2 separate regions of the Homo sapiens genome follow, and region 2 is linked to region 1. A link is a loop called in an ENCODE intact Hi-C map of the cell type or tissue named here. Cell type or tissue: PC-9. All regions are shown on one strand. Each heading gives the region's core, and the rest is flanking DNA. Links, peaks and the distances in the headings are about the cores only. Region 1 overlaps THSD4 (thrombospondin type 1 domain containing 4). Region 2 overlaps THSD4 (thrombospondin type 1 domain containing 4).

Region 1 (15,123 bases), core at 3,782-7,781:
CAGATTTTCTTCATATACTTTAGCCAAATAATCTATCACAATAGATTGGAGAAGCAGATATGAGAATCCAGCTGTCTTCTATTAGGCCAGACATTAAAAGATACAGTATTTGCAAATTGTAAAATGATGCCACTCTTCTCAAAATGTTTTTGCTCTGGGAAATAGTTACTTTAAAAAAACTGTTACTGTATTATATAGTGAGTTTATTATTGTTATTTGAAAGCAAAGTAATATAAAATTCTCAAATTTCAGTTTAAAATGTGAATACTGTAAATATTAACGAATAAATTCATATGAACAAAAGCTCTCTGGGGTCTTCAGTTTTAAAGAGGAGAAAAGGGTCCTGAGATGAAAACATTTAAGAACCACTGAGAAAACAGCAAAAACAGAAGTGTCACACATTGAATTTATGCAATTTAAATACTCTTATTTCTTTTTTTTTTAAAAAGAGGAAACCAAGGTAGAAATCATAAAACAGAAGTATGTGAATTCAAGAAAGAAAAACACACATAAGAACCTGAGAGCTGGTCTCCAAGACATTTTTGAAAATAAGCAAATTTAATAAAAAAGCAATAAAGCCCAAATAAGAGAATATATCAGATGATGCTGAAATTAAAAGTGAATTTGATATGTAATTCTATACTACATTTGAAATTCTCCATGAAAAAGATACATTAAAAAATTACCAGCTTGATTTAAGATGAACAAGAAAACATAGTAGACTCACAGCCATAGAAGAATTGTTACAAGTTAGCAGTAATTTCTTCCAAAAATATTCTAGTGCCAGATGTTTTTTATTGGTGAGTTTTTATAAAAATCTGAAGGAACAGATTATTATATAAGCTTTTCCAGAGCACATAAAAATTGGAACACTAACCTAACCTCCACCTCAGAGAGGTAGCACAAAATGAAAACAATAGGCCAATCTCACTTCGGAATACAGATTTTAAAAATCCCAAATAAGGTCCTAGCAAATTGAATTCAACAGAACATTAAAAAAACCATTCAGCAAGATGAAACAGGGTATAATCCAGGAATTCAAGGATAATATAGAAAACTTTAAAGAAAAAATAACGTAAGTAGGTGCCAAAATGTCATTTAAAACTCATCCTGGTAAAAAAAAAAAAAGATTACAAGATTAGAAATAGACTTTCTTACCCCAATGATGAGCATGTAATCATATATTCAATTAAAATATTTATTGAGCATACATCCATTTTCCTTGCTAGTAAAAATTAGGAGCATTCACATTAAAATCAGAGATAGGTTAAGGATGTCTGCTATTCAGAGTAATTACTATTGGAAAGGAGGAGGCAATATTATAATTATTTCTATATGGTATGATTATATCACTAGAAAACGATGAGAATCAACTCAAATTACTCAGAATTTATAAAAGCGCAACGAAATTACCAGATAGAGGTAAATATAAAAAAACCCATAACTTTTCTGTATATTGATAAGAATTTTAGAGATAAAAAGGAACAGATTCCATTCTTTGTCATCATCATCATACCACAGCAAAATGCAATTAAATACCTATGATGAATCTTTACAAGGAATGCAGAGAATTTATATGGAAAATAACAAAACTTCACTGGCAGATGTAAGCTATTTGAATAAACGGTAATAAATGCTATGTTCTTAGACTGAATGGTTTTGTTGCTGTTTTGAGATGGAGTCTTGCTCTGTCGTCCAGGCTAGAGTGCAGTGGTGTGATCTTGGCTCACTGCAACCTTGCCTCCTGGGTTCAAGTGATTCTCATGCCTCAACCTCCTGAGTAGCTGGGACTATGGGCACCTCCCACCATGCCCAGCTAAATTTTTGTATTTTTAGTACAGATGGGGTTTCACCTGTTGGCCAGGTTGTTCTCAAACTCCTGACCTCAAGTAGGCCGTTCGGCTCGGCCTCCCAAAGTGCTGGGATTACAGGTGTAAGCCACTGAGCCTGGCCAGACTGAACATTTTAACCATGTCTACTCCTCCCAAATGAATTTATAGATCTAATACACTCTGGGCATGAATCAGGTTGGAATTCAAGGATCACATTCCTTAAGACATTGACAACCTAACTCAAATAGCAGCCTGCTCTTCCAGCCAGCACTCATTCTCCTCTTCCCCTGTTTTATTTTTTATAGCATGTCTCATCATCTGAAATTACCTTTTTGTTCTTTCGTCTCCAGTTTCCCCGGTAGAATTTTGTAAATGCCATCAGGGCTGGTGTGCCCTTTTCTGAGTATTCCCAGTACCCAGAATTCCACCCGGCACACAGTAAGGACTCAGTACATGTTTATTGAATGAATTTAACATAATTGCGTGCAAACACCCATAGGATTTTTTTTTTCCTTACATATGACAAAATGGTTTCAAAAATTCACCTGGAATAATGCTAGACTGTCTGAAAATTGTTATTGAAAAGAAGCAAGGCTGGGTGCGATGGCTCACACCTGTAATCCTAGCACTTTGGGAGGTCAAGGTAGGCAGATTACTATAGTCCAGGAGTTCGAGGCCAGCCTGGCCAATATGGTGAAACCCTGTCTCTACAAAAAATACAAAAATCGGCCAGGCATGGTGGTGTGAGTCTGTAGTTCCCGCTACTTGGGAGGCTGAGGTAGGAGGATCTCTTGAGCCCAGGGGGGTTGAGGCTGCAGTGAGCCATGATTGCACCACTGCACTCCAGACTGGGCAAAGAGTGAGACCTCGACTCAAAAAAAAAAAAAAAAAAAGAAGAAGAAGAAGAAAGAAAGAAAGAAAGAAAGAAAGAAAGAAAGAAAGAAAGAAAGAAAGAAAGTAGCAAAAGAGGGAAGAATTGCCATGCCAGATACTAAATCACATTTTAAAGCTATGATAACCAAAATACTCTGTGTGGTACAGAAATTATTTGACAGATAAATGGAATACAATAAATGGTAAGTATGTGACTTAGCACATTCTACACATTCCAATGTTAAATAAATGAACCACTCAACAAATTGGTTTGTAAAATTGGCTAAACATTAGGAAGAAATCTACCTTCTCATTTTATACTCTACTCCAAGGTAAATGTTAAAAATGTTGAGAAAAAAAAAAAAAAAGCCAGATACAAAACAGTATATGCTGTATTATTCCATTTATATAAGGTTTTTCTAAAAACAGACAAAAACTAATGTATGGTGTGAACAATCACGGTAGTGGTTCTTTCTGCGGTGGGGAGGTTAGTGACAGAGAGGGGACACTGGAAGGGGCTTCTGGGAGCTGATCAAGTTCTATTTCTTCATCTGAGTACTAGTGACGTGACTGTGTTCACTTTGTGAAAATTCATCAAGCTGTACTTATAGTTTTGAATAGAGAACTTTTCCTGTGTATTTATACTTAGCATTTCAATAAAAAGCTTATCCAACAAATAAGTAAGTGCTAAGCCAGCCAATGGCTCTGGCCAGACAATAGGCTTTTGGCACTTAAACAGGTATCTCTTTTTCACTTGTGCTTTGAGAAGAGGGGATAAAGTCTGTGATGAAAGTTTAACTTACTTAATTGTAATGAATTCAGCAGGTCCATAAAGACCTTGGGTTGAACTATGTCTTCATCCTTTCCAGGGGGGGTCGGATTTCACAGGGGCTCCAAGGGTCCCCATGCTGAATGGTACTGAGAGACCGTGCCCATGACCCTCACATGCTGACAGCAGAAATTTCACTGTTCTCTGAGGCACAGCTGAACATTTTAAAGACCAACACATCAGAGAATAGTAAGTCAGTATTCATATTAAAAGAGGAACATCTAATAGCCCAATCCTCATACTTGCCTAGGTCTGAAATACAAGTGTTGATCAACTTCCGTTTGCCCCCATGAACATCTTGGTACCACCTCAAGCCAATGAGCTGAGTTAGGGGACACCATATTTACTGGATACAACTCAAACGGTGCTTGATCTTAGTTCACTATCAGTTAGTTATAAAGGCATGTGCCATGTAAAACTTTTTTTTTTTTTTTTTTGAGACGAAGTTTCACTCTTTTGCCCAGGCTAGAGTTAAGTGGAACCATCTTGGCTCACTGCAACCTCCACCCCCCCGGTTCAATCGATTCTGCCGCCCCAGCCTCCCGAGTAGCTGGGATTATAGGCTCGCCACCACACTCTGATAATTTTTGTATTTTTAGTGGAGATAGGATTTCCCCATGTTGGCCAGGCTGGTCTGGAACGCCTGACCTCAGGTGATCCACCTGCCTTGGCCTCCCAAAGTGCTGGAATTACAGGCATGAGCCACCACGCCCAGTGTGCCACGTAAACTTTTGATACTGATTGTTGGCTTGATAAGTCTAGAAAAAAATTGTCTTTTGCTTTTGGAAAGGTATTTATTGTCTAGACAAAGTCTCAAAGCACAATTATGTGGATCTCTAACCATATAATCCTGGACTAATTTGTATAACAGTAGCAACAATTAAAATACCATAGTAGGGCCGGGAGCAGTGGCTCATGCCTGTAATCCCAGCACTTTGGGAGGCCAAGGCAGGTGGATCACTTGAGGTCAGGGGTTCAAGACCACCCTAGCCCACATGGTGACACTGTCTCTACTAAAATACAAAAATTAACTGGGCATGGTGGCACATGCCTGTAATCCAGCTACTCAGGAGGCTGGGACAGGAGAATTGCTTGAACCTGGGAGGAAGAGGTTGCAGTGAGCTGAGATCATGGCACTGCACTCCAGCCTGAGCAACAGAGTGAGATTCCATCTCAAAAAAAAAAAAAAAAAAAATTACTAGTAATGACATCTGATGTTTATTGAATAAGTATTTTGTGCCAGTCATTGTGCTAGATGCTTTACCTGTTTTACCTTATTTAACCTTCCCAATAACCCTATGAGATAAATATTATTGTCAATTCATCTTACAGGTAAAGAAAATGACATACGGAGAGGTCAGGTAACTGACTGAAGGCTATAGAGCCAGAAAGCTGCGTGGCTGAGAGTAGAACTCTTAACTTGCACAATTCTGCTCATACTGAAATGTTTGAGACAGTACTTTGGGTCCTTTGGCCAGTGAAACTGATAATTCAAATTTTTCTTAAAATTCCAAGTGAGTCCTAGCCATGCACGATTTTGTAAGTTAAGGAGGACCTAGCAATGATGTGGAGTATTTATTTACAAGAAATCTTAATGCAGTTGATTAAATCCTTTTTCTCTGATCAACAAATTTTTACCCTACCAACAGAAATTATCTTACAGGTTAATATTGGTCTTCTCGCAGCAATTCTAAAAACTTGGCAAATATGTGATTTGTTAGGGATAATTAAAAATCAAGGAATTCAACTGAAAGCATTCATGTAGGACAGGATCTATGCTGCCTGCTGAGAACCTGCTGTTTGGATTGGGACCTTTGTATGGGAGAAGGCTTAGAGAACCTTGGTGTTCCCAGAACTTACCAACAAAACAGGAAAGACAGGAAAGGCTGGACTAGGTTTCAAAAGTACTGCTTTAGAGACAAGGGAAGGGATTTAGCTTATCTCAAATGCAACCACTCCCCTCTTTTTAAAGAGGACTGATTACCTAAATTTCCAACTCCCAAAATTATTTATCCGTCTTTTCTACTCTGATTTGCTCCAGATCATCTCAAGTTTCCAAGTGCAGTTTATCACTCCCTGATGTAGCAATACTGTGGTGTGTATTACGTTCTTCTATCATAAGGTGCTCAACCTACAGTCACTGATTAAAAACACACGCAAAAACTCTGGTTTTCTAACACGGTCAAATTTACTGTTTGGAATCACAGAGCCCACTGACATAGCAGTATCCTTGTTATTAGTCACTTCCCCTGCCTCAGACTCTTCCTATAGGCCAGGCCTTTTTACAGCAGCCGCTCCCCCTCCTCCTCTACAACTGCCCCAAACTGTCTGCAGAGCAGAGGCAGGACCCTGTCACAACTCTTCTCCAGCCGAGCATCTTCAGATTTAATACAAAGGATGTGGTTCAGGATGAAACAGGCCTAGCTATACCCTGTATTTGCAGTCTCAAATGTCAAGGTCACCCTCACTTATTTCATAAGTGACTAAGTCCAGAACATGCCTCACATTCTTCCTTCTCTGTACCTTAGCTTGTGCTGCTTCTTCAGATTGAAATGCTCTTTCCCTATTTCTTCTGAGAAAAGCCTATCCATCCACCAAAACAAGGGTGGGCAAACCACAGCATGAGGGCTAAACTTGGCGGCTGGCTTTTTTGGTATATCGTATTTTATTGGAGCATAGGCACCCCCATTCATTCACATATTGTCTATGCTGCTTTCTCACTGTGCAGCTGAGTAGCTGTAACAGAGGCCAAATGGCCTGCAAAGCCCAAGATATTTACTATATGGTCTTTCCAAAAAAAAGGTTGCCAGCCCCTGCTCTACAAGCCCAGTTTAAATACCACCTCCCCCAGGTGCCTCCTCTGATTATCCTATTAGAGTTAATTTCTCCATCCTTTGCACTCCCATAGCACTGGGTCTCTTTTCAAAGTCATCAAAGGATTTCCAAATGGACAGTAAATGCCTTTCAGGGAAGGGGCCATGTATCGTTCAACTCTTTCTCTTCATAATATATTGTACACAGTAGGTGCTTACAGATATCCATTGAAATGTTTAATTATCTTGCAGGAATATCAATTCAGACAAAGAGCAATGTTTTCTTTAATCAAAGAAAGAAAATCAGTCCTGATTCACACTAAACACTAGATAATAAAGGGAAAAATAAATATTGATCAATGAGACAAATTCTGCCCCCAAAGCATAACAAATATAGGCGTGACTATAAGGCCACAAAGAAAGTTAAAGGGTGGGGCTATGTGAAAGTACATTTTCCAAGGAAGAACATGAATATTGATTCAGAATTCAGACAGAAGGAGTGAGTCTTTCCCATGCTGACATTTATATGGTTTCTAATTCAGAGAATAGTGTCTGGCTTGGGGACAGAGTAGGGTAGAGTCAGGAGATGCCAAAAGTTATTCTTAAAGCTGTTGATGCTAAAACAGCCAGAGCAAAGCTAATAAAGGCGGTTCATGATGAGAGGGAGAAAGGAGGCTTATCTTCAAAGACCACCCCTTCAGTGACTTATCTGCAAGACTTCAAGGTTTAGAAGAAGAGCACAATGTGCCTAGAGTTCTGCTTAATAAAAAAGGGGAAAGGGTGCTCAACTTCTTCCATGGGAAAGTAAGGCCTGAAGAGAGAAGAGGGCAATCTTAGAAGGCAGGTTTCACATTTCTGAAGCTCTGATGCTCACGAGGAAGGAAGAGAGGCTCCCAGTGAGAGCAGTAACCATGGAGAAGCAAAGGGTGGGTCATCCCCAGCTGTTGGTTAAGAAATCTTCAAGATTACTGTTTTTCTCAGGAGTCACTTCTCTTTCATTAAGTCAACTATATTTATTAAACGTTGTTTAAACCTTAGATATCTCTTCTTGGGGCTTAGCTTGTATTAGTTCCCTAATGTGGTAGCTCAGTGATCTAACATATCACAAAAAAGCAAGACTTTGATTCAAACAGGGAAGATTTAAATGCACTTCCAAGTGGGTTAGGGAATAGGCGGATCTAGGGACAGTGTTAACCACATTGGACTTGCAGATAATGGATTCTCAGCTATTATCCTAATCCAGATAGGAGACCTGGGAGCGATTAACAGCCCTGCTGAAGATGCTGTCCTTAGGCGCTGCTGCCTAGAGTGGGCTAGGAGACAATGTTATTCCTCATGCAAGGATAGCGGTGTCAAATCACTTCCATAAAAATTCAAGACTCAGCCAGCTCAGCAACTGTTTCCTGCATTTGAGGAAAGTATCACATTAAGTGTAGGAAAACAGGTGTGGGCATTTTGCATATTTCTGAGACAGACGATACAATTAAAAGCAAAAACAAACCACAGCTTAACTATTTCCCCAGAAAATGAAAGACAAATCCATGTACAAACAGGAAAACTCAGTCTCACATTTCCAGGGTAGCTAGGTGCTAACTATCAATACAAAGCAGAAAATGTGAAACAATCAGCAGAAGGGGGTGGGGCAGAGTTGATTTCCTTTCGTTCCAGCATATCTGAAAGCTTTTCAAGGCAAAGGACTCTGAAAGTGAAAAGAAAGTCCCTGTAAACAGATGCAAGGACATCAGAGCTGTCCTAAATCAAAGGGAGGTGCGCTGTCAGACACCATGTGGAAAGTATGTAATCCAAAAGTAAGTCCAGGAGTGCTAAAACAAACAACAGCATCTTTCCAAATCACAGCAAGAGGGCACAGTCTCTTTGGCATGGAATCTTTGTTTTGTGAATATTTGGTTCTGGACAAGAGTCATAAAAGCTTTTGGTGAAGAAAAGGCAAGAACTGAGTCCAAATAAAAAACAAATACTCAATGATCACTTTCCTCATCTACCAGCATTGACGAGGAACATTCAGCCAAGAGTCAGGATATCACTTTGAGTTGTTTGTGACTTAATCGTCTCCAGGGGCTGCCATGACCTGCAGCAGGTAACAAAGCCCAGCGCAGCATCTTGTCCTGATGCCTCAGAGCTGACCATTGGTGCCTATTATATCACATGCTTAAATACTCTTTCAAAAACACACTTGAAGTGTTGGCGAGAATGTGGAGACATTGAAACTCTGGTTGGAAGATAAAATGGGGCAGTTGCTGTAGACAGCAGTTTGGCAGTTTCTCAAAAAGTTAAATATAGAGTTACCATATGACTCATCAATTCCACTCCTAGGTATATACCCAAAAGAATTGGAAGTAGTGACTCAAACAGGTAGTTGTATGCCAATGTTCATAGCGCATTATTCACAATAACCAAAAGAGAGAAACAGCCCAGGTGCCCATCAACAGATGAATGGATAAACAAAATGTGGCATATACATAAAAAAGAAATGAAATTCTGGTGCATATTACCACAGGGATGAATCTTGAAAACATTATGCTAAGTGAAATAAGCCAGACACAAAAGGACAGATACTGTGTGATTCTACTTGTATGAGGTTCCTAGAATAGGTCAGTGCATGAGGCAGAGAGTTGAAGTTACCAGGGGCTTGGAGGACGGGGAAAGAAGGGGGCTATTGTTTACTGAGTACAGCTTTTGGGATAAGAAAATATTCTGAGGCTGGGCGCAGTAGCTCACACCTGTAATCCCAGCACTTTGGGAGGCCGAGGTGGGCAGATCACGAGGTCAAGAGATTGAGACCATCCTGGCCAACATGGTAAAACCCTGTCTCTACTAAAAATACAAAAATTAGCCAGGCATGGTGGTGCATGCCTGTAGTCCCATCTACTTAAGAGGCTGAGGCAGGAGAATCGCTTGAACCCGGGAGGCAGAGGTTGCAGTGAGCTGAGATCGTGCCACCGCACTCCAACCTGGGCGACACAGCGAGACTCCGTCTCAAAAAAAAATTCTGAAAATGGATCGTGGTGATAGCAGTGAATGTACTTAATGCCACTGAATTATACACTTAACATCATTAAAATGATAAATGTTATGTTTATATATATTTTACCACAATAAAAAAAGAAAAAACACACACTTGATGTTTTATTTCTCTAAAATGTTCTACTCTTTTTAAGAGCTGGATACTCTTTTAAAAGCTAGTTCCAGAAGGTCTGCTGAGGCAAGATGGTGCAAGTCTAGTGACTAAGATAATAACTATGGAGATTTAGCCCAAGGATTCCCAAAGAGAGCATGGGATGCATGATTGTAATCAAGTTTGAGGTAGCAGTGGGGACAGGGATGGAACAGTGAGGAGGGTGCAAGATGGCTGCAAGGAATTCAGTGGAACATGTCTTTCTTCCAGTGGCTGGGAAGTGAGAAGACACAAATACCACCCCACCCTGCCATATTTTTCTTGCAAATGGCCATGGTCATAAACATGCAGGGAAGGTCATAAGTGAGGCCTGTGCCCAGGTTCAAGTCCTGACTCCACCCCTCACAAATTGTTTACCACAGGCAGGTCCCTCAACTATAAAATGCAGATGATGACATTAGTTCCCACCTTGTGTGAGTGTTGTGAGGGTTAGATGAAGGAGGTGGGAGACCCAGGATTCCAAGCATCTAGTGAGTAGTAATATGACTCCAGTACCACGAGCGAGGTCTCATGATCAAGAGGGGCTAAGATGTCTGAGCACAGAACCCCCACACGGGCTGCACACCATGCATGGGCCTCAGGAGAGCCAGCACGACCTTTATTTCTGTATCCACACCACTGAGCACAGTTCCTGGCTCATGGTGTGTACTCCAGAGAAGACTGTCTAAGGCTGGCCTGTTTGTCTTCAAGGATTGCACGGCCTCACCGGGAAGAGCACAGACATGTAAACAGATAAACTACAGTAAAATATATTTAAGTACCGAGCTGGAGAGATGATCAGAGTTCTATGAGAATCCAAAGAAAAACTGACTTTCTTTGCTTTTCTTTTTTTTCTGTCCTTTATTCTTCTGCCATGTATTAAGAAAGCAAGAAAGGACTCCAAACACCACAGGGCTGGCTATAAAAGGGCATTTTAAGATGGTACTTCTGTTGTTGGGGCTGCCTCACAGCTGTTCAGAGATAAGCAATCTAGGGGCCCACTACCAAGAACTGAGTGAAATCTGGAAAGTAAACCAAAGGAGGGGGATTGGATTGGAAGCTAAGGATTCAGAGTGAGCTGATGAATGTGAACTTAATGGTACATAAAACGGTCATTCAAAGAAAACCTTAGATATTTATTGTTATTTTAAAAATATCATTCTGAAATAAGTGGCCTACAAAACTTCAGCACTGAAAGGGATCTTAGTGATCAAACAGGCCAGGGTTTCTTACTTCAGCACCACTGAGGTTTAGAGCTGAATAATTCTTCACTGTGGGAGCCGCCCTGTGCACTGTGGAAGGTTCAGCAGCATCCCTGGCCTCTATCGACAGATGCCAGCAGCACCCGCCTCCCCCCTTCTCTGCCCTCACTGTAACAATCGAAATGCCTCCAGCCATTGCCAAATGTATGGGGAGCGGGTGCAGAATAGTCCCTAGTTGACACCTACTGACATAGGGAAAAGGCCTTTTATCCTGAAAGGACATTGCAATCACCTTTAAAGTTTAAAAAAAAATCCTGAAGTCCAGGCTGTCAGGCTGTGCCCCTGACCAATTAAACATGCAGGTGGGACTCAGGCATCAGCATAGTTCAAACATGCCTCACACAGCATGCCTCCCATGAGTGCAATGTGCAGCCAGGGTGAAAAGCACTGATCCAGGGAGATATGGGAACTAATAGGGTTGACATGCAGGGTATTTTACCTACATTTTCTCATTTAAAGGTAATAGTTCTATGACATTGTAATTGTTTTCCTATTTTGCCTATGGGGAAACCGAATCTCAGAAAAGTTAAGGAACTTGTCCAAGAGCATCCCAGCTGGAAATAAGAGCTCTGCAAAGACCAATTTCAATGGGCAGAGCTGGACTGTAAATGGAAGACAAGGCCAAGAACTGGAGACCACATAAGAGCAAGAGCAGAGGAATGCCACTTAGACCACTGGATGCAGCCTAGGGCTGGGGGAGTAAGGTGGAGAGGCATAAACACATCATCACACATTTATACCCCTAGAGAAACCATTCTCTGAATAGAATGAGGTCAGCACAGGAGACGCACAGAAGAAGCATGTCTACTTTTCTTTCTCTTTTTGTTCTTCTGGGAAGAGGCAACTACTCCGACAGACAGTTGGGTGCAAAAGCCATAAGAACACACAACTGTGCCAGTTAAATCAGGTAGGCTTTTGATGTCTAAGAAGAAAAGTATATGGCCAGCCGTGGTGGTGGGCGCCTGTAGTCCCAGCTACTCGGGAGGCTGAGGCAGGAGAATGGTGTGAACCTGGGAGGCGGACCTTGCAGTGAGCCGAGATCTTGCCACTGCACTCTAGCCTGGGCGACAGAGCGAGACTCTCTGAACAACCTGCTCCTGAAATGACTACTGGGTACATAACGAAATGAAGACAGAAATAAAGATGTTCTTTGAAACCAATGAGAACAAAGACACAATGTACCAGAATCTCTGGGACACATTTAAAGCAGTGTGCAGAAGGAAATTTATAGCACTAAATGCCCACAAGAGAAAGCAGGAAAGATCTAAAATTGACACCCTAACATCACAATTAAAAGAACTAGAGAAGCAAGAGCAAACAAATTCAAAAGCTAACAGAAGGCAAGAAATAACTAAGATCAAAGCAGAACTGAAGGAGATAGAGACACAAAAAACCCTTCAAAAAAATCAATGAATCCAGGAGCTGGTTTTCTGAAAAGACTGATAAAATTGTTAGATCGTTAGCAAGACTAATAAAGAAGAAAAGAGAGAAGAATCAAATAGACGCAATAAAAAATGATAGAGGGGATATCACCACCGATCCCACAGAAATACAAACTACCATCAGAGAATACTATAAACACCTCTATGCAAATAAACTAGAAAATCTAGAAGAAATGGATAAATTCCTGGACACATACACCCTCCCAAGACTAAACCAGGAAGAAGTTGAATCCCTGAATAGACCAATAACAGGCTCTGAAATTGAGGCAATAATTAATAGCCTGCCAACCAGAAAAAGTCCCAGACCAGGCGGATTCACAGCCGAATTCTACCAGAGGTACAAAGAGGAGCTGGTACCATTCCTTCTGAAACTATTCCAATCAATAGAAAGAGAGGGAATATTCCTTAACTCATTTTATGAGGCCAGCATCATTCTGATACCAAAGCCTGGCAGAGACACAACAAAAAAAGAGAATTTTAGACCAATATCCCTGATGAACATTGATGCAAAAATCCTCAATAAAATACTTGCAAACCGAATCCAGCAACACATCAAAAAGCTTATCCTCTAAGATCAAGTTGGCTTCATCCCTGGGATCCAAGGCTGGTTCAACATACGCAAATCAATAAACATAATCCGTCACATAAACAGAACCAAAGACAAAAACCACATGATTATCTCAATAGATGCAGAAAAGGCCTTTGACAAAATTCAACAGCACTTCATGCTAAAAACTCTCAATAAACTAGGTACTGATGGAATGTATCTCAAAATAATAAGAGCTATTCATGACAAACCCACAGCCAATATCATACTGAATGGGCAAAAACTGGAAGCATTTCCTTCGAAAACTGGCACAAGACAGGGATGCCCTCTCTCACCACTCCTATTCAACATAGTGTTGGAAGTTCTGGCCAGGGCAATCAGGCCAGAGAAAGAAATAAAAGGGTATTCAATTAGGAAAAGAGGAAGTCAAATTGTCCCTGTTTGCAGATGACATGATTGCATATTTAGAAAACCCCATCGTCTCAGCCCCAAATCTCCTTAAGCTGATAAACAACTTCAGCAAAGTCTTAGGATACAAAATCAAGGTGCAAAAATCACAAGCATTCCTATACACCAGCAACAGACAAACAGAGAGCCAAATCATGAGTGAACTCCCATTCACAATTGCTTCAAAGAGAATAAAATACCTAGGAATCCAACTTACAAGGGATGTGAAGGACCTCTTCAAGAAGAACTACAAACCACTGCTCAACAAAAATAAAAGAAGACACAAACAAATGGAAAAACATTCCATGCTCATGGATAGGAAGAATCAATATTGTGAAAATGGCCATACTGCCCAAGGTAATTTATAGATTCAATGCCATCCCCATTAAGCTACCAATGACTTTCTTCACAGAATTGGAAAAAACTACTTTAAAGTTCATATGGAACCAAAAAAGAGCCCGCATTGCCAAGACAATCCTAAGCCAAAAGAACAAAGCTGGAGGCATCAAGCCACCTGACTTCAAACTATACTACAAGGCTACAGTAACCAAAACAAGCATGGTACTGGTACCAAAACAGAGATATAAACCAATGGATCAGAACAGAGCCCTCAGAAATAACACCACATATCTACAACCATCTGATCTCTGACAAACCTAACAAAAACAAGAAGTGGGGAAAGGATTCCCTATTTAATAAATGGTGCTGGGAAAACTGGCTAGCCATATGTAGAAAGCTGAAACTGGATCCCTTCCTTACACCTTATACAAAAATTAATTCAAGATGGATTCAAGACTTAAATGTTAGACCTAAAACCATAAAAACCCTAGAAGAAAACCTAGGCAATACAATTCAGGACACAGGCATGGGCAAGGGCTTCAGTCTAAAACACCAAAAGCAATGGCAACAAAAGCCAAAATTGACAAATGGGATCTAATTGAACTCAAGAGCTTCTGCACAGCAAAACAAACTACCATCAGAGTGAACAGGCAACCTACAGAATGGGAAAAAATTTTTCCAATCTATCCATCTGACAAAGGGCTAATATCCAGAATCTACAAAGAACTTAAACAAATTTCCAAGAAAAAATCAAACAACTCCATCAAAAAGTGGGCGAAGGATATGAACAGACACTTCTCAAAAGAAAACATTTATGCAGCCAACAGACACATGAAAAAATGCTCACCATCACTGGCCATCAGAGAAATGCAAATCAAAACCACAATGAGATACCATCTCACACCAGTTAGAATGGCAATCATTAAAAAGTCAGGAACTACAGGTGCTGGAGAGGATGTGGAGAAATAGGAACACTTTTACACTGTTGGTGGGACTGTAAATTAGTTCAACCATTGTGGAAGACAGTGTGGCAATTCCTCAAGGATCTAGAGACCCAGCCATTCCATTACTGGGTATATACCCAAAAGATTATAAATCATGCTGCTATAAAGACACATGCACACGTATGTTTATTGCGGCACTATTCACAATAGCAAAGACTTGGTACCAACCAACCCAAATGTCCATCACTGATAGACTGGATTAAGAAAATGTGGCACATATACACCATGGAATACTATGCAGCCATAAAAAAAGGATGAGTTCATGTCCTTTGTAGGGACATGGATGAAGCTGGAAACCAGCATTCTGAGCAAACTATTGCAAGGACAGAAAACCAAACACCGCATGTTCTCACTCATAGGGGGGAAATGAACAATGAGAACACTTGGACACAGGATGGGGAACATCACACCGGGGCGTGTTGTGTGGCAGGGGGATGGGGGAGGGATAGCATTAGGAGATATACCTAATGTAAATGACAAGTTAATGGGTGCAGCACACCAACATGGCACATGTATACATATGTAACAAACCTGCACGTTGTGCACATGTACCCTAGAAC
Region 2 (15,123 bases), core at 548-4,547, 95 kb after region 1:
AGATGATATCTCATAGTGGTTTTGATTTGCATTTCTCTGATGGCCAGTGATGATGAGCATGTTTTTTGGTTTTTAAAAGAGAAAATGAGATCACAGCTATAAAAGTGCTTTGAAAACTGTAAAGGGTCAGAGATGGGCTTATTCCTATGTGCATTTTATATCTTCCATAGGGCCTAGCACTGACTAGGCATAATGCTTGTTGGTTGTGATAAGCAGCTTCCTTTAACGAATGTCAACAGCTTCATGAAGGAAACACAGAATAGTGTGGTAGGCAGAATTCTAAGATGATCCCCAGATTTCCTGCTTCTGCTGTACTGCATACCCTGGATAATCCCACGACTGTGAATGTGTTGGAGTTTGCTCCCACAATTAGGTTATGTTAAATGGCACAGTTGACCTTCAGAAAAATTATCAGAGTGGCCTGACCTAATCACATGATTAAAAGCAGATAGTTTTCTCTTTCTGGTCACAGGTTTGAAGTATGAGAAGGATTTAGCATGCTGTTTCTGATTGAAGACAAAGGGAGCTATGTGACAAGGAATGTGGGTGGCCTTTAGGACTCTCAAAGCATCCCTCAGCTGAGGGCCAACAAGGAAATGGCTACTTCAGTCTTCCAGATGCAAGGAAATGAATTCTGGCAACAACCAGTGAGCTTAGAAAAATATTCCAAGCTCTAGATGAGGGTGGTGCCCTGGTAAATGCCTTGATTTCAGCCCAGTGAGACCGTGAACAGAAAACCTAGTCATGCTGTGCCCAGACTTCTGACCTATAGAAATTGTGACATAAAACATTTATATTGAGGGGTGTGACATCAGCAAGATAGTAGAATATGATCCCAGAGATAGTCCCATCAGCCAAGAGAAAGTCTTTATCTGCCAGAACCAGATGGAAAAGACTAGAAGAGGTATCTGCCCCTTCAATCCAAGGCTACATGAATTATGAAGAATCAGGCAAAAATGACACCGCCAAAATAAACTAATAGAACATCAGTAACCAACCCTAAAGAAATGGAGGTCCATGAACTGCTTGACAAAGAATTCAAAATAATCATCTTAAAGTTAATGAGCTACAAAAGAATTAGATAACTAAATGAAATCAGAAAAATAATACATGCATAAAATTAGAAGTTTGATAAAGAAATACAAACTATAAAAAATCCTGGCACTAAGTAATACAACGACTGAACTGAAAAAAATCAATAGAGTGCTTCAACAACAGACTCAATCACGCAGAAGAAAGAATTGGTAAGCTCAGATACAAGTCATTTGAAATTATCTAGTTAAGAGGCACACACACACACAAAAAGAATAAACAAGTGTAAAGAAAGCCTACAGGACTTATGGGACACCATCAAGTGAACCAATATATGCATTATGAGAGTCAAAGAAGGAGCAGAGAAAGAGAAAGAGGCAGAAAACTTGTTTAGAGAAATAATGACAAGAAACTTTACAATTCTGGGAAGGATATTCAGCATCCAGGTCCATGATGCCCAAGTAACCCCGAACAGACTGAACCTTAAGAGATCTTCACTGAGACACATTATAACCAAATTGTCAAAAGTCAAATACAAAGAGAGAATTTTCAATGCAACAAGAGAAAAGTGACTCTTCATAGACAAAGGAAACTCCATGAGATTATAAGTGGATTTCTTGGCAGAAACCTTGCAGGTGAGGAGACAGTGAGGATATATTCAGAGTGCCGAAAGGAACAAACAACCAACCCTGTCAACCAAGAATACTATATCTGCTAAAATTGTCCTTCAGAAATTACAATGACAAAGAGATTTTCCCAAACAAAAGTTCATTATAATTAGGTCTTCCTTACAAGAAATACCAAACAGAGTTCTCCAAGTTGAAACAAAAAGACACGAATTAGCAATATGAAAACTTTTAAAGTATAAAACTCACTAACAATGGTAAGAATATAGTCAAAAATCAGAATAACCCAATATTGTAATGGTGGCATATAAATTACTTTTAATTCTGGTATAAAGTGAAAAGACAAAATAGTAAAAATAACTATGGCTACAATAATTTGTTAATAGAGATACAACATAAAAGTTATAAATTGTAATATCAATAACATAAAATATGGAAAACAGAAGTTAAAAATGTAGATTTTTAAATTCAATCAAAGCTTGTTATCGGCTTAAAATAGACTATTATAGATATAAGATGTTTTATGTAAGCCTCATGGAAATCATGAAGATAAAAACTAGTAGACACACAAAGTACGAAGAGAAAGGAATCAAAGCCTACTACCTCAAAAAATTGTCAAATTGCAAATGAGGACATCTAGAGAGGAAGAAAGGAAAAAAGGAACTAAAAAACAGAAACAATTAACAGTAAGTTCTTAACTATCAATAATTATTTTAAAAGTAAATAGATTAAATTATCTAATCAAAAGACATTGAATGGCTGAATGGATTAAAAAACAAGATCAACTATACATTGCCTATCAGAGATTCATTTTAGCTTTAAGGATAAACACTGGTTGAAAGTGAAAAAAGTCAAGGCTGGGCATGGTGGCTCATGTCTATAATTCCAGCACTTTGGGAGGCCAAGGTGGGCAGATAATCTGAGGTCAGGAGTTTGAGACCAGCCTGGCCAATGTGGCAAAACCCTGTCTCTACTAAAAATACAAAAATTAGCTGGGCATGGTGGTAGACGCCTGTAATCCCAGCTACTTAGGAGGCTGAGGCAGGAGAATCACTTGAACTGATTCAAGTGGAGGCTGCAGTGAGCCGAGATCATGCCACTACACTTCAGCCTGGGTGACAAAGTGAGACATTGTCTCAAAAAAAAAAAAAAAAAAAAAAAGAAAGTGAAAAAAAAAATCCACGTGAATGGTAACCAAAAAAGAGTAGAGGTGACTATACTTAAAATAGACTTTAAGTCAGGAACAGTCAAAAGAGACAAAGAAAATCATTATATGATGATAAAGGAATCAATTCATCAAGAGAATCATCAAGAGAATATAATAATTATAAATACATACACACCCAACATTGGAGCACCCAATATTGACAGAACTGAAGGTAAAAATAGACAGCATTACAATAATAATAGGGGCCTTTAGTACCCCAGTCTAACTAACAGTAAACAGATCATCCAGACAGAAAATCCATAAGGAACAGTGGACTTGAACAACACATAGACCAAATGGACCCAACAGACATGTGCAGAACATTCTACCAACAGCAGCAGAATGCATGTTCTTCTCAAGAGCACATAGAATCTTTTCCAGGATAGAACATATATTATGCCCAAAACAAGTCTTAACAAATTTAAGAAGAGTGTAATTATATCAAGTATCTTTCTGATCAAAATAGTATGAAACTAGAAATTGCAGAAGAAAATTGAAAAATTCACAAATATGTGGAAATTAAACAATGCACCTCTAAATCCACTCTTGAACAACCATCAAGGAAGAAATCGAAAGGGAAAATAAAAATACATATTAATACAAACAAAAATGGAAACACAACATATCAAAACTTATAAGAGACGCAGCAAAAGCAGTTCTAAGAGGAAAGTTTATAGTGACTGTGAAAAAACAAGGATCTCAAATAAACAACGTAACTTTAGAAACTTTAGCTCCTCAAAGAACTAGGAAAAAAAAAACAAAGCCCAAAATTCACAGAAGGAAGAAAGTAATAAAGATTATAGCAGAAATAAATGAAATAAAACTAGAAAAACAACAGAAAGATCAATGAAACTAAGAGTTGGGTTTCTGAAAAGACAAACAAAATTGACAAACCTTTAGCTAGACTATAAGAAAAGAGTCAAAGGCTCAAACAATGAGAAGTGAAAGCGGAGAGATTATAACTGATATGACAGAAACAAAAAGGATCCTAAGAGACTACTATAAATAATTATATGCCAAAAAGGTGAATAACTTGGAAGGATAAATTCTGAAACATATACCACCTACTAAGACTAAATCATAAAGAAATAGCAAATCTGAACAGACCAATGATAAGTAAAGAGATAGAATCAGTAATTCCTCTCAACAATGAGAAGTCAAGATTGGATGGCTTCACCAGTGAATTCTACCAAACCTTTAAAGAAGGATTAATGCCAAAGTTTCCCAGACCCTTCAAAAAAACTGAAAGGGAGAGAGCATTTCCAAACTCTTTTTATAAGGCCAGCATCGATATTCTTGATAGATACAGATGCAAAAATCCTCAACAAAATACTAGTATACTAAATTCAAAACCACATCAAAAGGAACATGTACTACAATCAAGTGGTACTTATCCTTGGGATGCAAGGAAGGTTTGACATGTGCAAATCAAGACGTGATATACCACATTAACAGAATGAAGGACTAAAGTTAGTTATATAATCCTCTCAACTGATGTAGAAAAAAGCATTTGACAAAATTCAACATCCTTCATGATAAAAACTAACAAATCAGGTATAGAAGAAATATACCGCAACATAATATGGCTATATATGGCAAGCCCACAGCTAAAGCCATACTCAATAGTGACAAATTGAAAGCTTTTTCTCTAAGATCAAGAACAAGACAAGGATGTCCACTCTTGCCACTTCTATTCAACATAATACTGAACTACTAGCTGGAGCAAGTAAGCAAGAAAAAGAAATAAAAGGCATCCAAATTCGAAAGGAAAAAAATCAAACTGTCTCTGTTTGCAGATGACATGATCTTATACATAGAAAATCCTAGACCCTAACAAAAAAACCTGTTAAAACTAATAAACAAATTCAATAAAGTTGCAGGATACAACATCAGCATACAAAAACCAGTTGCACTTCTATACATTAACAATGAACTATCCAAAAAGAAATGAAGAAAACAATCTCATTTACAAAAATGAAATACTTAGGAATAAACTTAACTAAGGAGGTAAAAGATCTGTACACTGAAAACTATAAAACATTGAAGAAAGACAGTGAAGAAGACAAATAAATAGAAAGATCTACATTCATGGATTGGAAGAATTAAAGATGTCCATACTACCAAAAGTGATCTACAGAGTCAATGCAATCCTTATTAAAATTACAAAGGCATTTTTCACAGAAACTGAAAAACAATCCTAAAATTCAAATAAAACCACAAAAAATCCTGTATAGCCAAAGCAATCCTGAGCAAGAACAAAGCTGAAAGTATCACACTTTCTGGTTTCAAAATATTATAATGCTACAGTAATCAAAACAGTATGGTATGAACATAAGAAACAGACTTATAGACCAATGGAACGGAATAGCCCAGAAATAAACCCACACGTTTACAGTCAACTGATGATCTTCAACCAGGGTGCCAAGAACACACAATGGAGAAAGAATAGTCTCTCAGATGGTGCTGGGAAAACTGGATGTCCACATGCAGAAGAGTGGAATCAAACCCTTATCTCTACACAAAAATCAATGCAAATGGATTAAAGACTGAATTGTGTAAGATCTGAAACTGTAAAACTACCAGGAGAAAAGAGGAAAAAAGTTTTTTGACACTGGTCCAGGCAATAATATTTTTTTGTTGCACAGGCAACAAAAGCAAAAACAGACAAGTGAGATTGCATCAGACTAAAAATCTTCTGCACAGCAAATGAAACAATCAACAAAATGGAAAGGCAACCTATGGAATAGAAGCTAATATTTGCAAAACATATATCCTGATAAGGAATATAATATCCAAAATATATAAGGGGCTTGACTCAGTAGCAAAAAAATCAAATAACAGAATAGACATTTCTCAAAGTAAGGCATACAAATGACCAACAGGTACATTAAAAGATGCTCAATATCACTAATCACCAAGGAAATGTAAATCAAAACCAGAATCCAACATCACCTCACACTTGTTAGAATAACTACTGCCAAAAGACAAAAGATTAAGTGTTGGTGAGAATGTGGGGAAAAGGAAACCTTTGTACATTGTTGATGGAAATGCAAACTGGTATGGTCATTAAGGAAAACAGTATACAGGCTCTTCATAGCATTAAAAATAGAATGACCTTATAATCCAGCTATCCCTCTTCTGAGTATATATCCAAAGGAAATGAAATCATTACCTTGAAGAGTCATCTGCACTCCCATGTTCATTTCAGCATTATTCACAATAGCCAAGATATGGAAATAACTTAAGTGTCCATTGATGGATGAATGGATAAAGAGAATATGGGGTGTGTGTGTGTGTATATATATAACACACACATATGTGTATATAAGTAGATATATACACACACACATATATATGTATATAATGGAATATTATTCAGCTTTAAAAAAGAAGAAAATCCTGCCATTTGCAATAACATGAATGAACCTGGAGTACATTATGCTAAGTGAAATGAGTCAGATACACAAAGACAAATACTGCATGATCTCACTTATAGATGGAATGTAAAAAAAGTTGAATTCATGAAAGCAGAGAGTAGAATGGTGGTTACCAGGGCCTTGGTGGTGGAACTTCATGTTGGAGAGATGTGGAGGTGTCAGTCAAAGGGTACAAAGTTTCAGTTACACAAGATAAATAATTTCTGAAGATCTAATGTACAACATGGTGACTATAGTTAATGATACTGTATTGTATGCTTGAAATTGAGTAGATCTTACATTTTCTCACCACACACACCCACACAAAGATGTGAGGTGATGGATATGTTAATTAGCTGAATTGTGGTAATCATTTTACAATGTATATATATATCAAAACATCACATTTGATACCTTAAATATATACAATTATCATTTGTCAATTATATGTCAATAAATCTGGAAAAAGAAAAGCTTAGACTCTGGAGCCTAACCGCCTTAGAGTCTGCCATTTAAGGATTTAACTTCTTTCCCAATGTCACTTCTTACTTTATAGTCTAGACAAAGCCTACATCTCTCCATATCTCTCTAGCGTTTCAAGTCCAGCTCGCAGGTCACCATGCCCATTTCCCTGAAATAATTTTCCTCTCCTTGGAACTATCCTAGCATGACATCTATACTTCTTACTGCCTGCTGTGTACAAATTACATGTATTCTTTTTTGAAAACTCTCTCTTGGGAAAGCACAAATTTCTTAAGAGCAGGATATTATTATGTGATTTTTTAATATCTCCAATTAGTCACAGTGTAATTTGCATCCTGTGGTTGCTTAATAAATGCTAGGTGAATGACAAATTCGTCATTCGATGCTGAGCATCACCCTCCTCAAAAAAAAAACCCCACCGTTTATGTGTTTTAAGCCACTAAATTTGTGGTAATTTGTTATATAGTGATAGAAAACTAATATACATAGAGTTGGGCAGGTTTGGTCACCAGCTAGGTTTTTAATTGCTCTACTTATAAACAGGTGTCTCTCATTGCTATTGTTTTACCTTCCAAACCATGGTGTCTCCAATATTTTGAAAGCTATAAATGGGAAATAAAACCCAAGGGTTGAGGGCAGAGGAGAGATACATGACCCAATTTGAGGGGATCTACCATGTGGAGGCATTTACTACAGAGTGGAGTAGAATCACCCTTCAAGAGTACAGTAGCAATCTTTTCTCAGTCCCAGGGAAGTGACTTTAATCAAATGACAGATCTTCTGACCTGTGTTAACTAAGGCTGAGAAATGGAATTTAGATGGTAGAATTATTATTTTTCACACCTATGCTCTCCCTCTTCTGGGGACTTGTTTACTCAAAGGGATTTCCAGTTCCCTTTCTCATCGGAACTCCATAGGCTTCTGCTACGCAGATGATCATGAGAACAGGCGTGAGGAGCCCCTTCTCAGGAGGACATTCTGGCTCTCGGTAATGCTCACACACAGCTGGCCTCAAGCAAGTTAACAATAGCTACTGTACAACCATGAAGAGCCAGCTGTTATGGAGAATACAAAAGAAGTAAAGTAATAACACTGCCTTACCTAAATCCAATTTATCCCCAAATTTATAAAGGCAACTTATCTTAAACTGAAAACATAATTACTGCTAGTTTGATTAAAAAGTTAATGCACTCACGCCTGTAATCCCAGCACTTTGGGAGGCTGAGGTGGGTGGATCACGAGGTCAGGAGATCGAGACTATCCTGGCTAACACGTAGAAACCCCATCTCTACTAAAAATACAAAAAATTAGCCGGGTGTGATAGCTGGTGCCTGTAGTCCCAGCTACTCGGGAGGCTGAGGCAGGAGAATCACTTGAACCCGGGAGGCAGAGCTTGCAGTGAGCCGAGATTGTGCCACTACACTCCAGCCTGGGCGACACAGCAAGACTCCGTCTCAAAAAAAAAAAAAAAAAGTTAATGCAGTCCAGAGTCCCCCAAGTCAAATTAATGTATGCAAAGATAACACCAAATATCATTAAAACAGTGTTCATTATTTACTATCATATATTATCACAATATAACCTAAACAAGTATTTTCTATTTATTATTTAGTCTATCGAATGGCTGTTTACCTGCTCGTCGTAGGCCACTTAAGAAGAGTACACTTAAGAGTATACTATAGGCTGGGCGTGGTGGCTTACGCCTATAATCCTAGCACTTTGGGAGGCTGAGGCAGGTGGATTGCCTGAGCTCAGGAGTTTGAGACCAGCCTGGGCAACATGGCGAAATCCTGTCACCACCAAAAAAGAAAGTCACAAAGTCACAAAGCATGTTTATGGATTACATTATACAAAGTTTATATAATTTAACCATTAAAAAAATAAAGTCAAAAGAAATCAATGGCAGAATCCAAATGACATGACACTTATCAAACAGGTTGACATCATAATGAGCATCATCCTTGCTATAAATTAGCAAACCTCGAGTCACCTGTTAAGAAGGGCACTCAGCCAGATGTTGGTGCTAGCTACCCCACTGCCAAGATAACCACCTGGAGTCTACACTGCCGCTTACAAGATGCACCAGTGCAGAGTTTATATATATATTCAATTTATCAATTGTGTGTATATATATTCATTATATATATAATGAATATATATACTATATAGATAGATATAATGTATATATATACTATATAGATCGATAATGTACACAGACACAAGGGTATAAAATCCAGTGAGAAGGGCTCACACATGCCAGGTAGGGGAAGGGAGCAGTGGCTTTAACTGCCAGGGTTGAGGCCACAGTGGAGGCACACAGGAAATGGTAGAGAGTAGCAGCCTCCCTCCATCGGATCATCTGAGGACAGGAGTTTGAGCCCAGCCTGGCCAACATGGTGAAATCCCACCTCTACTAAAACCGCACACGAAAAATTAGCCAGGCATGGTGGGCGCCAGTAATCCCAGCTACTCGGGAGGCTGAGGCAGAAGAATAACGTGAACTCAGGAGGTGGAGGTTGCAGTGAGCCGAGATCATGCCACTGCACTCCAGCCTGGGCAACAGGGCAAGACTCCGTCTCAAAAATAAAATAAAATAAAATAAAATAAATAAATAAAGGTTGCACCAGTCCACAATGGCTTTCATAAATGCCAAGACAGACCCCTTAGAGCTGAATTAGGGCATCAAGTGAAAGTTTTAGTAACGCCAAATGGTTGTAAACCAAAGAGACATAATTTCATAGTATGTACTTCACAGTTTCGAAAGCATTTCTCCATCTCCAAAGCTTCCCCATATACCAAATTTATTTCCAGCCTCTGTGAATCTGAAAACTGGCTTTCACCCCCTCACAGTCTCCTATCCTCCTCGTATTTTACAACTGTCAAGCCCCAGAAAGTTAGAGACCTTAGCCATCATGTTTAACATGTGAGAAGCCAAGGATTAGAGTGGCAAACAGCCTGTCTTCTGGCCATCTCTTTGCATCTCCTCTAGGAAAGCTTTTCTAACTCCCCCAGAACACACAGATCAGTGGATTAGTCAATCAGCAAGTATTCATTGAGCATGTCTGATGTCCTGGCACTGATCGAGAGAAACTGCAAGAGATTTAAAACAACATACAAAACAAAATTTCCTTCCACAAAAGGAATTACAGTCTAGTTCAGCACACAGGTGAGATAATTTTGAATATGAGAAATACTTAATAAAGTACTAAAGGTTTTTTTTTTTTTTGTTAGGACAATCATGTAATATACTCTGGAGACATTTACAGTTCATACTGCATAATCCAGTACTTTCCAAAAATACCATTTATTATATAAAACATTCTATTTATTTAAAAAGTAATTGTATATCACTCCAATATAGGCTTTTGGGAGCTCTGAATAAAAGACATTATAAGGTTGATAAAAATGGAAGAAACCAGGAAACAGAAAAGATATCAAGCTTAAGGGTATAACAAAGCTGTTCTGGCTGAGTACAACACCTGACTTTGAGACCACTGGTAGCCAAGGCAAAAAAGGTAACATGTTATCTTTTTATCTGAAAGGGGGAGAAAAGATAAATTCAAAGGAAATTAGAAAGGATACTAAAATTTCCTTAACGTCTACTGTGTGATATAAGAGAAAGTGTCCTTAACACTGAGGCAGGAGAATCACTTGAATTCAGGAGGCAGAGTTTTAGTAAAATCAAATGGTTGTCAATCAAACTGACATAATTTCATAGTATGTACTATGTACATGACTGTCCTAACAAAAAACAAAATGAAGGCAGAAGTAGATTTTTAATTGGCTGTTTCATCTTTCATAAAAGCTAAGAACATAGTAGCAGAATGTAGCTTTCTGGAGGTGACGTGTAGAGGGGCCTGAGCTGAGGTCCAAGTATTTTGACTTGCTCAAAGAGTAGATTCAGAATTCCCAGTGAGAGGGGAGGAAGGAGAATGTTCCTTAAACTGTTTTCCTAAACATCTTTAAAAACAAACAAACAAACATGGTTTTTAATAGGAGCTCAACTGCAAATGCTAACAGGTAGTATTTTCTGTTAAGGTCCTGATGCATGCAAATGTATTGAGAAAGATTATACTAAATATTTTTCTCTTATTCAACCACAGGTTTTCAGAATATTGGATTTTATAGAACAAAATTTCCAAAAAGAATTTTGAGGGCTCCATGGATTTGTCCACTTTTTATTGTCAAGTGAGAACAATTTTTTTTTTTTTCCACAAAAAAGACTACTATCTAACTCTTACTATCCTTTCATAAAAGACATTTTAATACCAAAAAACTGCAGAGGACATAATCTCATAATAAAAGAGAAGTGATATAAATGAACAAATTTAGCTTCATGTAAGACTCTACAATAGTCTTCATTTTCACACTTTCCTCAGGGCCAGTGCAAACGGCATTGAGAAGGATTTAGGAACCTCTGACCTAGATTGTAAGTATCTTGCAGGCAGAGCCTAGCCCACAGACAGACAACTTTCTAACTTTTTTCATTCCTTTGCCAAATATTTGTACACTCAACACCATATAAAGTAGACTTTTTTGTTGTTGTTGTCGTTGTTGCTTTAGAGGGATTATTCATAAATTTCCTACAGTCCTCTGGAAAGTCCATATAACTAGCAGCTCCACTTTAGAGACAATAATGAGGGAAGGTCATCTAGTGGTAATACACGTAACTACAGGCTTTCCAAAATAATCTTTCTAGAATTCAGTTTCCAGGTATGAATTTTGGCTCAATGTAGGACTTCAAACACAACTTATTAAAGACGAAGAAACAAAATGTCCCGATTTCCAGTGCATTTCTGGGTATATGAAGGTACTCTTCTTGTTCATTCATTTTAGTGATTTTATTTATCACCTACTGTATTCAAACAGGATTTTAGGCAACTTACAAAGTATGCAATTCAAAGCTACCTTCTAGTTTTTGCTCATCACTAAAACAAAATAAAACTTAAAGTATGTACAGATGAGATCTGTTTAAAGGAATAATAATATGAAGCTAAAAGTGAAATCAGTGCCAAAATACATGTCACATGGTCTTTGTATTTGCTGGTGGTAGATCACATATTCAGCCTTAAGCTTTCCAGCAGACAACTTGAAGAGAGAAATCCATTGGCTTCCTAAGTTACAAATCCATAAAATTGAAAAAACCAAACAAGCCCAGCTTTAGAGAAGTCTAGGTTTGCCTAGTGCTGAGACAAGAGAGTAATCTCTCCCATGGTGCAGTAAAATGAACAATGCCCTCAGCAACAAGCTGGTAGTAAATACGATAGTGAGATGCATGAGTTCGGTTTCCTATAACTTCCTCTATATACGGCTGATGCATCGCTAAAGCCCCAAGCATAAAGGTAATTCCACAGAAGACTATAATGCTGTGGTCCAGGTATGCAGCTTCTGCCAGTCCTGCTTGGTCAGAACATATTCCAGGATATCTAGAGAAATGGACTAGATTGTAACAGTTTCAGGCAATCGCTATGGTAGATTACAAAAATGGCTATACCTGTTCATGCCTTTCCATATCAATTCCTGTGGAAATGTGACTTTGAAGCTCCTCCTGTGAAGAGATGATCACGGTCATGTATGAGATATAAGACCTCATGTTTAGAGGTCTTGTATCACCTCTAACCTGGGCACTACAAACTGAGGCTCAGACAGACAAACGGACTGCTCAGGGTCACATAGCATGATGCCAGAGATGCAAACCTATGTGTGACAGTCCCTTTGACATCCTAATGCCCACCTTCATAGCCATCGCTGCTGACTTAGTTAGTGAAAGGAGATTCAGGACCCAGTTATTGGTACCATGAGGATCCAGGTGAGGATGGATCCTTTTTAATTGGATGGATGGTACCTTTTTAATTATATGATCTTGGTTTAGTGTTTCCAAAACTTAGTGTTAGGTATCATGAGGATCTAGATGAGGGAGTCAGCATACCTTTTAATTATATGAAAAATAGTTTAGTGTTTCCAAGCCTCATTTTGCTTGTCAGCAAAAGGGGATGACAATAATATCTACCAGGGTTGTTGCAAGGTTCAAAACTTGAGCCTATCATAAATGTTTGCCATTGCATTGACACACAATAGGGGCTTAATAAATGTTGAATGCATACATGAAGGGATGCATTACTCTCTAAGGCATATACTTGAACTAAGGGCTGTGGCTCACCATCAGACACTACAATACAGGGTCAGTCAGCAAATATTCACTGACTGTCTACTGTGCACTGAGGTACTGCGATACAGTAGTGAGCTAGAGAAGTTCTGCGCTACTTTCTCAAGAATTGAAATTATGGTTTCGCCTCTTCAGTCAATACCCATCTGAACTGCAGGCATTCACTCCGACTTCTCTAAAATCCTCTATGGAACATTTTAAAAAGATTAAAAGCCCTTCATTCAACAGACATTCATTAGAATCCTTGCTTGTCCTAGACACTCCAGTAGGTGCTGGGGAAACAGCTAAAATCAAAGTAATCAAAGCGACACAATTAGTATTAAGTTACTAAATGAAGTCACAACTAGTGAGGCTGCAGGAAATCAATCAGAGCTCATATTGACATTTATTATAGCTCATAATCCTTCAGAAACAGTTGATTCATAACCTACCTCTACAGCAATGGAGAGCATATGAATGGAGCACATTGTAGAAGGGAAATTAGATTATCCTATTCCCCAAAGAGTAATTAATTTATACAGTGGATTTGAGGAAATATTTTTACATTAAAACAGTATGGTGTTTAACTTATTTCACAGGTGGCATTTGAGGGAAAAAGGGAACTATTGAATAGAACCAAACTGTGTAATTCACAAAGCACAGATTAAAGTTTTGAAAGGTCTAGAAACATTCCTTTGGCCAATTGGTTCCTGAAGTCAAACGCCTTTTCAAAGCTACCTTCTAGTTTTTGCGCTTCACTAAAAAATGAAGTTTCTTCGGTCCTTGGATTTCAGATTAAAAATTTTCACCCACGTCCCTCCTAAATGTCTTTCTAAGAGGATCCCTATCTTCTATTCTCACTGCCACCACCCTTGGCATTCCCTGCCTGGATTCGTTTAACAACTTTTCCCAGATTTAATAAATACTGGGCACCTACTGCATGTCAGGCACTGTGCAAGGCCCTGGGTGAGCAGTAAACAAGTCATGATTCCTGTACCTAGGAGGCTCGGATTCCTCACCCACCAACTCTCCCCAGAAACCCTAAGTCTGTTGTCCCTCCTGCAGATGCCACAGTGTATTTCCCAAAGTGCATGTCTGCCAAGCTCAGGCCTCTATGTGTAACCCCTAGCAGCCTCACGAAGTCTTTGGGATGAAGTCGTCCTCCTTGGTGGGGCATCAAAGGCCTCTCAGGGTATGCCCTCTACAGACTTCTCCAGGAACAGCTCCTGGCATGCCTTCCCAGGTATCTTAAACTCAGGCCAGAACAAAGACCTGGCACATACCTAACCCTGCCAGGCTCCCTTTCTTGACATTGTTTGCCTTTCCTGGAATGACCTCTCCTTTCCCCTCCCAACCAACCTCCTTCCTGTGTGTCACTTTGTTCTTTGAGAAGTAGCTTGAGTCAGCTTCTCTTGGAGAGTGTTCTCCCCACCCCTAACCCTACTTTCCGACTTGGAAAATAAAACACACAGAATCCTAAGATTATGCTGAACCAACTTAGTATTTGATGACTCAGCAAGCCCTTTTGGACTCCGCTGTCTTCAAGGGGGTGGCTCCTAATATTAAGTATCACATTAGTAGACATGATACATGCCCAGCGCCAGAGCTCCCCACCCCTCTCCCTGAGGGCAAGCCAGTGTCTCTTCTTTCTTTACCCTAGAGCCAGCCCAGTGCCAGGCTGTGCTTTCCAGCATGCAGTGCAGTTCCCAGCATGCAGGGAAGAAAGTGGTATACTGTGTAAGTGGCTACCTTGCAACAGCCACTACTACAGGTGAGTTTGAAGTAAAAAGATAGAAACAATCTACAATCCCAGCACAAAGGAAACAATTAAAATAATTGCTTCACCCATAGTATTAAATGTTATTCAGCTATGAACAATCAAGGTTTTGAAGACTATTTAATGATACAGGAAAACTGCTCACTATTTAATATAGCTACTCTCACCCAACTGGAAATTCACATAATTGGCAAGGGTTGAGGATAAATAGCTAAAGATTTTGTAAATCCAAAATATAAACAACAATAAGCTTGTTGTGGTAGGATTTTATTTTATTATAAATAGCTTTTTAAAATTTTTTCTCTGCAATATCCATCCCTGTTTCTCTCTCTCTTTCTGTCAACAATAAACATCAACTACTTTTATAACAAAAGATAAATAAACATTTTAGGAGAGAGAGGTTAGGATTGGCAGAGACATGAAGCAAATGAAAAACC

The links. A loop is a pair of places that touch in the nucleus more often than their neighbours do. Peaks named below come from ENCODE experiments on the same cell type or tissue, not always from the same donor. Only the 100,000 strongest peaks of a DNase experiment are listed, where the experiment ranks them.
Region 2: a loop joins it to region 1, with 2.8 times the contacts of the local background. A loop is called at or near these places in 1 of 110 quality-filtered maps.

The regions. Positions count from the first base shown.
Region 1 is chr15:71,670,523-71,685,645 of GRCh38, reverse strand. The region is part of intron 8 of THSD4 (thrombospondin type 1 domain containing 4); the gene reads right to left. Among named protein-coding and RNA genes, the nearest start is that of THSD4-AS2, 13 kb to the left of the region's middle. In PC-9, for the core only: no CTCF peak of the experiment used is centred there; DNase peaks (open chromatin) are centred at 5,425 and 5,905; H3K4me3 peaks cover 1,365 bases; H3K27ac peaks cover 3,207 bases.
Region 2 is chr15:71,571,959-71,587,081 of GRCh38, reverse strand. The region is part of intron 7 of THSD4 (thrombospondin type 1 domain containing 4); the gene reads right to left. Among named protein-coding and RNA genes, the nearest start is that of THSD4-AS2, 110 kb to the left of the region's middle. RefSeq lists an enhancer at 14,078-14,372. In PC-9, for the core only: no CTCF peak of the experiment used is centred there; no DNase peak of the experiment used is centred there.